Regions from separate parts of the Homo sapiens genome. Here region 1 is linked to region 2. A link is a loop called in an ENCODE intact Hi-C map of the cell type or tissue named here. Cell type or tissue: HCT116. All regions are shown on one strand. Links, peaks and the distances in the headings refer to the core of each region. The heading gives the core; the rest is flanking DNA. Region 1 has its middle 37 kb from the start of FAM169A. Region 2 overlaps HEXB (hexosaminidase subunit beta).

Region 1 (8,974 bases), core at 3,126-5,625, 190 kb before region 2:
AGTCTAAACCAGGAAGAAATCAAATCCCTGAATACACTAATAACAAGTTCTGAAATTGAGGCAGTAATTAATAGCCTACCAACCAAAAAAAGGCCAGGACAAGACAGATTCACAGTGCAAATTCTATCAGAGATACAAAGAGGAGCTGGTACCATTCCTTTTGAAACTATTCCAAACAATACAAAAAGAGGGAATCCTCCTTAACTCATTTTATGAGGCCAGCATCATCCTGATACTGAAACCTGGCAGAGACATAACAAAAAAAGAAAATTTCAGGCCAATATCCCTGACGAACATTCATGCAAAAATCTTCAAAAAAAAACTAGCAAACCAAATCCAGCAACACATCAAAAAGCTTATCCACCACAATCAAGTTGGCTTCATACTTGGGATGCAAGGCTGGTTCAACATACACAAATCAATAAATGTAATCCATCACATAAACAGAACCAATGACAAAAACCACATGATTATCTCAATAGATGCAGAAAAGGCCTTCGACAAAATTCAACAGCCCTTCATGCTAAAAACTCTCAATAAACTAGGTATTGATGGAATGTATCTCAAAATAATAAGAGCTATTTATGACGGACCCACAGCCAATATCATACTGAGTGGGCAAAAACTGGAATCATTCCCTTTGAAAATTGGCACAAGACAGGGATGCCCTCTCTCACCACTCCTATTCAACATAGTGTTGGAAGTTCTGGCCAAGGCAATCAGGCAAGAGAAAGAAATAAAGGGGATTCAATTAGGAAAGAGGAAGTCAAATTGTCTCTGTTTGCAGATGACATGATTGTATATTTAGAAAATCCCATTATCTCCGCCCAAAATCTCCTTAAGCTGATAAGCAACTTCAGCAAAGTCTCAGGATACAAAATCAATGTGCAAAAACCACAAGAATTCCTATACCCCAATAACAGACAAACAGAGAGCCAAATTATGAGTGAAGTCCCATTCACAATTGCTACAAAGAGAATAAAATACCTAGGAATACAACTTACAAGGGATGTAACTCTTCCCTTGTAAGATGTGAAGGAACTCTTCAAGGAGAATTACAAACCACTGCTCAAGGAAATAAGAGAGGACACAAACAAATGAAAAAACATTCCATGCTCATGGATAGGAAGAATCAATATCATGAAAATGGTCATACTGCCCAAAGTAATTTATAGATTCAATGCTATCCCCATCAAGCTACCACTGACTGTCTTCGCAGAATTAGAGAAAACTACTTTAAATTTCATATAGAACCAAAAAAGAGCCTGCATAGCCAAGAAAATCCTAAGCAAAAAGATCAAAGCTGGAGGCATCATGCTACCTGACTTCAAACTATACTATAAGGCTACAGTAAGGCCAGGCACAGTGGCTCATGCCTGTAATCCCAGCACTTTGGGAGGCTGAGGTGGGTGGATCACGAGGTCAGGAGATCAAGACCATCCTGGCTAACACGGTGAAACCCTGTCTCTACTAAAAATATAAAAAAAGTAGCCGGGCGTTGCGTCGGGCGCCTGTAGTCCCAGCTACTTGGGAGGCTGAGGCAGGAGAATGGCGTGAACCCAGGAGGCGGAGTTTGCAGTGAGCCAAGATCGCGCCACTGCACTCCAGCCTGGGCGACAGAGCGAGACTCTGTCTCAAAAAAAAAAAAAAAAAAAAAAGTCTGCAGTAACAAAAATAGCATGGTACTGGTACCAAAACAGATATATAGACCAATGGAATAGAACAGGGGCCTCAGAGAAAACATCACACATCTACAACCATCTGATCTTTGACAAACCTGACAGAAACAACCAATAGGGAAAGGATTCCCTATTTAATAAATGGTGTTGGGAAAACTGGCTAGCCATATGCAGAAACCTGAAACTGGATCCCTTCCTTACATCTTATACAAAAATTAACTCAAGATGGATTAAAGACTTAAGCACAAGGCCTAAAACCATGAAAACCCTAGAAGAGGGGCCGGGTGCGGTGGCTCATGCCTGTAATCCCAGCACTTTGGGAGGCCAAGGCGGGCGGATCACCTGAGGTCGGGAGTTCGAGACCAGCCTGACCAACATGGAGAAACCCCGTCTCTACTAAAAATACAAAAAAATTAGCTGGGCATGGTGGCACATGCCTGTAATCCCAGCTACTCAGGAGGTGGGAGGCTGAGCCAGGAGAATCGCTTGAACCTGGGACGTGGAGGTTGCGGTGAGCCAAGATCGCGCCGCTACACTCCAGCCTGGGCAACAAGAGCGAAACTCGGTCTCAAAAAAAAAAAAAAGAAAATCCTAGAAGAAAACCTGGGCAATACCATTCAGCACATAGGCGTGGGCAAAGACTTCATGGCTAAAACACCAAAAGCAATAGCAACAAAAGCCAAAATTGACAAACAGGATCTAATTTAAGAGCTTCTGCACAGCAAAAGAAACTATCATCAGAGTGAACAGGCAACCTACAGAATGGGAGAAAATTTTTACAATCTATCCATCTGACAAAGGGCTAATATCCAGAATTGACGAAGAACTTAAACAAATTCACAAGAAGAAAACAAACAACCCCATCAAAAAGTGGGCAAAGGATATGAACAGACACTTCTCTAAAGAAGACATTTATGCAGCCAACAAACATATGAAAAATACCTTATCATCACTGGTCATTAGAGAAATGCAAATCAAAACCACAATGAGATACCATCTCACTCCAGTTAGAATGGCAATCATTAGAAAGTCAGGAAACAACAGATGCTAGAGAGGATGTGGAGAAATAGGAATGTTTTTACACTGTTGGTGGGAGTATAAATTAGTTCAACCATTGTGGAAGACAGTGTGGTGATTACTCAAGGATCTAGAAATAGAAATACCATTTGACCCAGTAATCCCATTACTGGGTATATACCCAAAGGATTATAAATTATTCTACTGTAAAGACACATGCACACATATGTTTATTGCGGCACAGTTCACAATAGCAAAGACTTGGAATCAACCCAAATGCCTATCAATGATAGACTGGATAAAGAAAATGTGGTACATATACACCATGGAATACTATGCAGCCATAAAAAAGGATGAGTTCATGTCCTTTGCAGGGCCATGGATGAAGGTGGAAACCATCATTCTCAGCAAACTAACAGGAACAGAAAACCAAACACCGCAGGTTTTCACTCATAAGTGGGAGTTGAACAATGAGAACACATGGACACGGGAGTGGGCATCACACACCAGGGCCTGCTGGGGGATGGGAGGCTAGGGGGTGGATAGCGTTAGGAGAAATGCCTAATGTAGATTACAGGTTGGCCGGGCATGGTGGCTCATGCCTGTAATCCCAGCACTTTGGGAGGCCAAGGCGGGCGAATCATGAGGTCAGGAGTTCAAGACCAGCCTCACCAATATGGTGAAACCCCGTCTTTACTAAAAATACAGAAATTAGCTGGGTATGGTGGTGTGTGCCTGTAATCCCATCTACTCGGGAGGCTGAGGCAGGAGAATCACTTGAACCTGAGAGGTGGAGGTTGCAGTTGAGCAGAGGTTGTGCCACTGCACTCCAGCCTGGGCAACAGAGTGAGACTCCATCTCAAAAAAAAAAAATTTACAGGTTGTTGGGTGCAGCAAACCACCATGGCACACATGTAGCTATGTAACAAACCTGCACATTCTGCACATGTACCCCAGAACTTAAAGTATAATTAAAAAGAAAATCTTAAAAAAAAAAGAAACTCACCTATTTTAAGTGTACAATTCAATGATGGTTAACAAACTTACAGACTGTTCATCACTGCAATCCAGTTTTAGAATATTTATGAATATTTGTATAATCCTAAAGAGAACCATCATGCTCGTTAGCAATCAACCCCTGTTCCCACTGCAGCTCCAAGGCCATCACAAATGTACTCTTTTTTCTCCATAGATTTGTCTTTTCTGAACATTTCTATAAAAGTGATCATACAGTGTGTGGTCTTTTGTGCCTGGTTCCTTTCACTCATAATTATTTTCAGGTTCATCTATGTTTTAGCATTTATAAATAGTTCAGTCCTTTCATTTCTGAATAAGTATTCCATTGTATGGATAGAACACATTGTTTCTCTATTCATCATTGGATGGATATGTGGGTGGTTTCCACTTTGTAGTTATTACGTATAATGCTGCTATGAACATTCATGTATAGATTTTTGTATAGAAATATGTTTTCATTTCACTGGGGTAAATACCTAAGAATGAAATTGCTGGATCATATGGTAAACATATTGCTTTAAAATGTTGATTTTATTTTTATCCAGGTATGGAGAGGCCAACAGATCAGGAGATGACTGCTCTTGAAAAGACAGACTGAGACAGTTCCCAGGACAGGAGAGTGTGTGCTCCACCATGCCAGGCCACATGGGGGAGCGGCAGGGTCAGTCGGGACAGCGGGAGCAAGAGCCTTTATTCTGGTTTCCCCAGGAACAGGTGAGGCCAGGTAAGCAGGTTTAGGATTGGCCAATTTGAACTGAACTCTGGGGCATAGAGAATATTTGTAATTATCTGGCACCCAGCCCTGAGGTGATTAGGGCAGGGGAATAGTGGCAAGATGTGTGAGAGCTCAACTGAGGAGGTAATTAGGAAATAGGCTTAGGATTCGTTGGTTTGCACATGGAAGATGAGTTGTTTGCTATTTCTAGGTGTTGGCTAGCCCTGGGAGTTGCAGTCTACACAGGATCTGTAAGGCCCCTGATGTCAAAACATCAGAATAAAAAGCCATGTTTAGTACACATGTTTAACTTTTTAAGAAACTGGCAAACTTTTATCCAAAGTAGCTACAACATTTTACTTTGTCTCAGCCATGAAGGAAGGTTCCATTTTCTCTACATCTTCACGAACACTAGTTATTGTCTGTCTTTTCAACTAAAGCCATTCTAGTAGGTGTGAAATGGTAGGCAGCTCATTGTGGTTTTAATTTGCAAATTTGCATTTCCCTAATAACTGATGATGTTAAGCACCTTTTCTTTTCTTCTTTTTTTTATTTTTTTATTTTTTTTAGATGAAGTCTCACTCTGTTGCCCAGGCTGGAGTGCATCGGTGCGATCTCAGCTTACTGGGATCTCCTGGGTTCAAGCAATTCTGCCTCAGCCTCCCGAGTAGCTGGGATTACAGACGTGTACCACCATGACTGGCCAAGCATCTTTTCATATGCTTTTTATCCATTCCTATGTCTTCTTTAGTAATGTCTGTTGAAAAATTTGCCCATTTATTTTAACCAGGTTGTTTGTCTTCTTGTTATTGAGTTTTAAGAATTCATTATATGGCCGAGTGTGGTGGCTCACGCCTGTAATCCCAACACTTAAGAGGCGGAGGCGGGCAGATTACTTGAGGTTAGGAGTTCAAGACCAGTCTGGCCAACGTGGTGAAACCCTGTCTCTCCTAAAAGCACAAAAATTAGCCAGGCATTCTGGCGTGGGCCTGTAGTTCCAGCTACTGGCGAGGCTGAGGCAGGAGAGTCACTTGAATCCGGGAGGCAGAGGTTGCAGTGAGCCCAAGATCACACCACTGCACTCCAGCTTGGGTGACAGAGCAAGACTCTGTCTCAAAAAAAAATAAATAAATAAAAAGAGTGCATTATATATTCTGCAATCAGGTATATCATTTATTTTATCATGGCATAACAGCTAGGTTCCAAGAAAGAGCATTGTAAGAGGCAGAAAGTAGAAGCTATCAGTCCTTGCAGGGCCTGGGCTTAATGACCAGAATGTCCCTTCTGCCACATTCTCTTGATCAGGGCCAGTTACAAGGTCAGCCCAGAGGAGAGAGGAGAAGGAAACTCCTCTTCTTGTTATCAGGAGCAGAATGCACATACACGAAGAACATGCATTGATGGTGGCCATCTTTGGAGACTGGCTGCTGCTACCCTTTCAAGTACTTAGAAATTCTAATATTCGTAAGACAGTAAACATGTAAGTATGGTGGATGTTAAGTTGTTTTAAATGGTCCAATATAATTTCTAAACTTATTAAAACTCTCTTACAACTCAACTCAAAATTCCAAATCTAAATCAATTACTCATTCATTCTAAATTGGGACCACAAAGCTGGTCTCTTAGATACTCCAATTTGCCAAATTTTCTTAAACACTACAGGGACTTTAAGTACCAAACATATACAGATCATTCTTTTTAGCAGACAGACTGTAAGGTAAGTGCCCGTGATTCCTTATCTCTTGGTATTCATGCTTTGCCACACTCCCTGCCCTTGAGTGTTGGCAGGACTGGTGATGGGATGTCAGTCCCTTGATCAGGTTGTATTATATGGAAAAGATGATGGGATGTCACTCCTGTGATTATGTTACGTTACGTTACGTTTGTTATGTTATGTTATGTTATGTTATGTTATGTTATGTTATGTTATGTTATGTTATATGAGACTCTGTTTCAGCAGACAGAAGTGAAATGCTCCTTGTGGGCCTGATGGAATAAGCAGGCATGTTGGAGAAGCCTGTGTGGTAAGGAACTGCGGACTCTTCTAGGAACCTGTGGATGCCTCTAGAACCTGATACAGGCCTCCAGCCAACAGCCAGCAAAAAGCCAGGGTCCTCAGCTGCAAAACAGCAAGGAATTGATTTCTGCTAACAACCTGAATGAGCTGGGAAGTGAATTTTCCCTCAGTTGAGCCTCTAGATCAAAATACAACCAGTAACTCGAGCACAGCTTTACAAGGGCCTGAGCAGAAGACCCAGCCTAGACTCCTCATCCACAGAAACTATGCAGTAATACACTTAAGCCACTGGGTTTGTGGTAATTAGTTATACAACAATAAAAAACTGATGTCCTTTTTTTTTTTTTTTTTTTGAGACGGAGTTTCGCCCTGTCACCCAGGCTGGAATGCAGTGGCGTGGTCTCGGCTCGCTGCAAGCTCCGCCTCCCAGGTTCATGCCATTCTCCTGCCTCAGACTCCGGAGTAGCTGGGACTACAGGCGCCCGCCACCACCCGTGGCTAATTTTTGTATTTTTAATAGAGACAGGGTTTCACTGTGTTAACCAGGATGGTCTCAATTTCCTGACCTCGTGATCCGCCCGTCTTGGCCTCCCAAAGTGCTGGGATTACAGGCGTGAGCCACCGCGCCCAGCCTAATAATGTATTTTTAATCTTAACATAAGAATATTAATATTATAGATGTAATATACTTTTTGTTTTTTTTGAGACGGAGTCTAGCTCTGTCCCAGGCTGGAGTGCAGTGGCAGGATCTTGGCTCACTACAATCTCTGCCTCCCGGGTTCAAGCTATTCTCCTGCCTCAGCCTCCCGAGTAGCTGGGATTACAGGCATGCACCACCATACCTGGCTAATTTTTGTATTTTTGTATTTGAGATGGACTCTCACTCTGTCACCCATACTGGAGTGCAGTGGCGTGATCTTGGCTCACTGCAAACTCCGCTTCCCAGATTCAAGCCATTCTCCTGTCTCAGCCTCCTGAGTAGCTGGGACTAAGCACGTGCCACCACGCCTGGCTAATTTTTGTATTTTTAGTAGAGACAGGGTTTCGCCATATTGGTCAGACTGGTCTTGAACTCCTGACTTCAGGTGATCCACCCACCTCAGCCTCCCAAAGTGCTGGGATTACAGGTATGAGCCACCATGCCCGGCCGTATACTTTATTTTTAATGCTAAATTCTAATTTTTCCAGAGTCAAATGATATCCATAAAACAATTATACCTGGCCGGGCACAGTAGCTCATGCCTGTAATCCTGGCACTTTGGGAGGCCGAGATAGGTGGATCACCTGAAGTCAGGAGTTGAAGACCAGTCTGACCAATATGGCGAAACCCTGTCTCTACTAAAAATACAAAAATTAGCCAGGCATGGTGGCACATGCTGGTAGTTCCAGCTACTCAGGAGGCTGAGACAGGAGAATGGCTTCAATCTGGGAAGCGGAGTTTGCAGTGAGCCAAGATCACGCCACTGCACTCCAGCATGGGTGACAGAGTGGAGTCCAACTCAAATAATAATAATAAATTTTTTTAATTAAGAAAAACAAAAAAACACAATTATACCTAAGCACATGGAGGTCCTTATCTCAGCCTACTGAAGTTATACATCAACCAGAGAGATTTTTTTAGCTGAGACTCAGAATTTGATTTTTTCATAAGTCACTACTGAGACATTATGAGCCTATAAATAGGGCTTTCTACCTTAAAAGGACTGGTCGTGGGCTTACACATTCTCTGGATTGAAGTCACACATTAGCTCTTCTTCTGTCTGATTTGAATCTGCTATTTCATTTTAACTTTACTTCACATAGGTTATAACTTGCTATTTGCTCCTTGTTTAGATGTTACCTTTGTGGCTTTCTTAAGATATTGTAATTGTCTTTCTGCATGGCTCAAAAGTTATTTTAATGGCATTGCATAGGATTCTTCCCACATGTATATTATTCTTATTACACCTCTCTGAACTTGATCATTCAGTATCTTTTCTTTTTTTTCTTCCTATTTTTTAGGTCACAATTCATATTGATATTTAAATGGCATCTGGATGCTGCATATTGCATATTAGAAACAAAAAAAATTGGTAAAATCCCAATACGAAGAGAGAGAACAAAACAAGCAGAAAAATTAACCTGATGGAAGCAAATAAGAACAAAAGAAAACAAAACCTATAAGCAAATAATACCATGGGAAAATAACAGAAGTTTTTGCATCCATAAACCAAGGATATGGTGCCTCACGCCTGTAATCCCAGCACTTTAGGAGGCCGAGGCGGGCAGATCACCTGAGGTCAGGAGTTCGAGAGCAGTCTGGCCATCATGGTGAAACCCTGTCTCTACTGAAAATACAAAAATTAGCTGGGCATAGTGGCGGGTGCCTGTAGTCCCAGCTACTCGGGAGTCTGAGGCAGGAGAATCACTTGAATGCAGGAGGCAGAGGTTGCAGTGACCTGAGATCACACCACTGCACTCCAGCCTGGGCAACAGAGTGAGACTCAGTCTAAAATAAAAAATAAAAAATAAAGCCAAGAAAGAACACTT
Region 2 (4,031 bases), core at 249-2,748:
CAAATATTTACAGATATTTACATAATGCCAGGTGCTCTGCAGATAAATAACACTTAAATGCATCACACAAAAAGCTGAACAGGCAAAGGCTGGAATCTGGGCTTGCCAAATAAATGGTACAGCATAAGGGTTGGCAACTACAGCTTGCAGGCTGTTTTTGTATGTCTCATGGGCTAAGAATGGTTTTTATATTTGTAAAGCATTTTTTTTTAAGTTTTAAAATTTGAGGTTTTTTTTAAGTTAAAAAAAAATTGTATGTGGTCCATGGGCAATTGTATGTGGCCCATGAAGCCTAAAATCTTTACTCTCTGACCCTTTACAGAAAAAGTTTGCCAATCCCTCTAGAGCAGCACGGTCTAGTAGAACTTCCTGGGATGGAAATGTGTATATATATATATATATATGCATTTTTCAGTATGGCAGTCACTAGCCTCAGCTGGCTACTGAACACTTGACATGTGGCTAATGCAACTGAGTAGCTGAATTTTTAACTTTCATTAATTTTAATTAATTTACATATGGACAGACACCTGTGGCTATGGCTACTGTATTGGGTAGCACAGGTATATAGTAAAATATATGTTCCTGGAATTGACAAAATGGAATGAATTCCAGGGGCTGGATGGTAGTGAAGACTTCACAGGGTAGCCAGGGCTTCAAGCTGAGTTTTATATTTATTGATGGATTGATTGATTGATTGATTGAGACAGTCTCACTCTGTTGCCCAGGCTGGAGTGCAGTGGTGCGATCTTAGCTCACTGTAACCTCCATCTCCCAGGAGATTCTCCCTCAGCCGCCCGAGTAGCTGGGACTACAGGCACCTGCCACCATGCCTGGCTAATTTTTTCATTTTTAGTAGAGATGGGATTTCACCATGTTGGCCAGGCTGGTCTCGAACTCCTGGCCTCCGGTGATCCACCTGCCTCGGCCTCCCAAAGTGCCGGGATTACAGGTGTGAGCCACCATGCCCAGCCCAATCTGAGTTTTTAGAACAGATGACTGCCTTCCTATATTTCAACAGCTATTGGAAAATACTTGGAGTCACCATGTTACTGATTTAAAGCAAGCAGTGGGTATTGCCTCCTTTAGTGATTTTTCACATCTACACTTAGGCAAAGGATGTAGAGAAAATGTAAAAAATAAAGCACATTACTAAATAAACTTTTACAAAAAGCATTAATACAGAAATAGGCTTTCAAACAACTTACTTTTGAATGTAGAAAGATTCTAGTTTCTTAAAATCTGTGCCAAAGCCTTTTTGCCTCATGAAATCTTGAATTTTTGGATTTGATTCCCTGAAGCAAAAAGTGATTAAAATTTCATTAGAAGTTTGATATGCTCAGTTTATTATTTAGAGCAGTATACATGCCTAACATCAGTTGTGCAGACTTAAAACTATTAAAGTTTGTAGGTAGTAAAAAGAAGCCTAAAAACTTAATTACAAGTTATCTTAATTATCCATTGCAAACAATTTTTTCAAGAAGCTGATTTCCTTTAAAAATGGCTTTCTTTACCTTACCACCTTTCTCCTCCATCTAAAGCTATTTGCAGAGAGAATTTTTATTTGAAAAATCTTTCCTATTTAATCATTGATTGCCCTCTTTCACTAAAGGTGTTCTCATTTCACAGTAGTCTTTTTTTGAATCTCCATTTTCTTCTGCATCTTGTTTTTCCTCAAGCTTTACTTTGCCATACCAAAATGTACATTCTCCACAAATCTACCATCTCAGGAGTCATGTTGCCCAGTTTAAACCCTTACAAGCAGGCATGTTACTCTTAAGTCTTCCTTATGGTGTGGAGCCCTCTACAGCTACTTCAATGCAACAGGTTTTTTATTCCATTTTTTTTTTTTTTTTTTTTTTTTTGAGATGGAGTCTCACTCTGTCACTCAGTCTGGAGTACAGTGGCATGATCTCAGCTCACTGCAATCTCTTCCTCCCAGGTTCAAGAGATTCTCCTGCCTCAGCCTCCCAAGGAGCTGGGATTACAGGTACCCACCACCACGCCCAGCTAATTTTTGTATTTTTAGTAGAGATGGGGTTTCACCATGTTGGCCAGGCTGGTCTTGAACTCCTGACCTCAGGTGATCTGCCTGCCTCTGCCTCCCAAAGTGCTGGGATTATAGGCGTGAGCCACCGCACCCAGCCTCTCTTTTTTTTTTTTTTAAAGGGGTTTTAAGGAATCATCTTACCAACATTTAAATTCCACTTCATCTCCTCCCAAATGAATGAATTGATCTGGAAACACCTCACTAATTTCTTTGAAAAATGTAGTAAGGAAGCTGTATGTTGTATTCAGAGTAGGGTTTATAGGTCCAAAAGAGTCCAACTTGTTTTGTCTACTGTAACATGGAGTCAGGAGGTCTTTCTGACCTAGAAGAAAATATTAAGATTCTTTTTAAAAGAAGTGTACTCATTATAAAGATCTGGTTTTCCACATGATTTTACTACGTCATTTTATTGAAGCTACAAGATTTTATACACAAAAGATGAACATGTTTACTAAGAGCTAGTAATTTCTTCCAGATAAGAAGGGTTTCCTGAATCCTGTCTCTTTGCCTCTTTGTTTCCCATTATATCTGAGATTTTATCTATGTCAAATGTTAGTAACTCCCAAATCTTCAGTTTGCCTCAACGCTTTTTCTTGAGCTTCAATTCATATTTCAAATTCCCTGCTGGATACAACTGAATATCCTAGCTGTACTTCAAATACAAGCTAACAAAAAACAACATCTGCAGTCCTTAAGCTCCCTTCTCTAGCTTCTCCTGATTTTCGTATTCTAATAAGGGTACCATCGTCATCCTAGAGTATATACCTCCTCTCTCCTGGAGTCCATCAGTTGCCAAATTCTATGGATATTTCCAGAATGTCTCTCAGTTCTGTCCATTATTTTACATTCCCACTATCACCCTCCTGGTCCAGAACTCCAATCTGTCACTTTCCCAAAGGTTTTCCCAAAGTGTGGTTCCCATCATGTTACTCCTCTGCTCAGAAATTTTCACTGGTTTCCAGTGTGTCCTGATGAAGTTCACATTCCTCACCAAAGGCCCGCTAATGTGCTTTTCCAGATTTACCTCTCACTATTCCCCATGTCTACTCTAATAATATTGAGCAATTATAAATGCTTGGTACTGTGCTATGTGCTTTACATTATTTAATTCTCAAAAAAATTACATGATAGCTACTACTAATTCTCATTTTAGAGATGGAGAAACTGAAGATGAGATATTGTAACTTGCCCAAGGTCACCTAGTTTATAATGGCAGAAGCAAGATTCAAACCCAAGCTGTCTGGCTCCAAAGCCAAAGTTCTTAATCACCACCCTATAATGCCTCCTACTCTGCTACACTCTACTCCAGCTACATACTTGTCAAGCATATCTTACACTTTTTGCACACATTTCCTTATGCCATTTCCTCTACCAGAAACATGAATATATTCTGTGATCACTCAAAAGCATTTTAAGTGTTACCTCATCTATGAAACCATTTCTTGAATTCACTTATCATGTTCTACTTTTTGTAATCACTTTTTGTTTTCTTTCATTCCCTTTTTTATACTTTAGGCAGTACCTAATCACAATGACTTGCTCACAATAGACACAGAGTAGCTATTGAATTGTATCTGTCAATAGTATTACTGATAGGCCAATCACAATTAAGAACAAAATGAGCAAACACTAGGTCATAAAATAAGAAATGCAATACCTCAAATATTCACTTTTGCAACTTATAAAATACAACTCCTGGCCAGGCGCAGTGGCTCACGCCTATAATCCCAACACTTTGGGAGGCCGAGGCGGGCCGATCATGAGGAGGGGAGATCAAGACCATCCTGGGTAACACGGTGAAACCCCGTCTCTACTAAAAATACAAAAAATTAGCGTGGTGGCGGGCGCCTGTAGTCCCAGCTACTCAGTAGGCTGAGGCAGGAGAATCGCTTGAACCTGGGAGGCAGAGGTTGTAGTGAGCCAAAATCATGCCACTGCACTCCAGCCTGGGCAACGGAGTGAGACTCCGTCTCAAAAAACA

What was found. Peaks named below come from ENCODE experiments on the same cell type or tissue, not always from the same donor. Only the 100,000 strongest peaks of a DNase experiment are listed, where the experiment ranks them.
Region 1: it touches region 2 in a loop (10-fold over the local background); 3 of 110 quality-filtered maps call a loop at or near these places.

Annotation. Positions count from the first base shown.
Region 1 is chr5:74,898,992-74,907,965 of GRCh38, reverse strand. No RefSeq gene overlaps it. Among named protein-coding and RNA genes, the nearest start is that of FAM169A, 37 kb to the right of the region's middle. RefSeq lists an enhancer at 6,871-7,692. In HCT116, for the core only: a CTCF peak has its summit at 4,356 (motif pointing right); a DNase peak (open chromatin) is centred at 4,385.
Region 2 is chr5:74,713,851-74,717,881 of GRCh38, reverse strand. HEXB (hexosaminidase subunit beta) reads right to left here. Exons shown (of 14, transcript NM_000521.4): 8 at 2,192-2,372; 9 at 1,209-1,295. Among named protein-coding and RNA genes, the nearest start is that of HEXB, 31 kb to the right of the region's middle. In HCT116, for the core only: a CTCF peak has its summit at 1,800; a DNase peak (open chromatin) is centred at 1,781.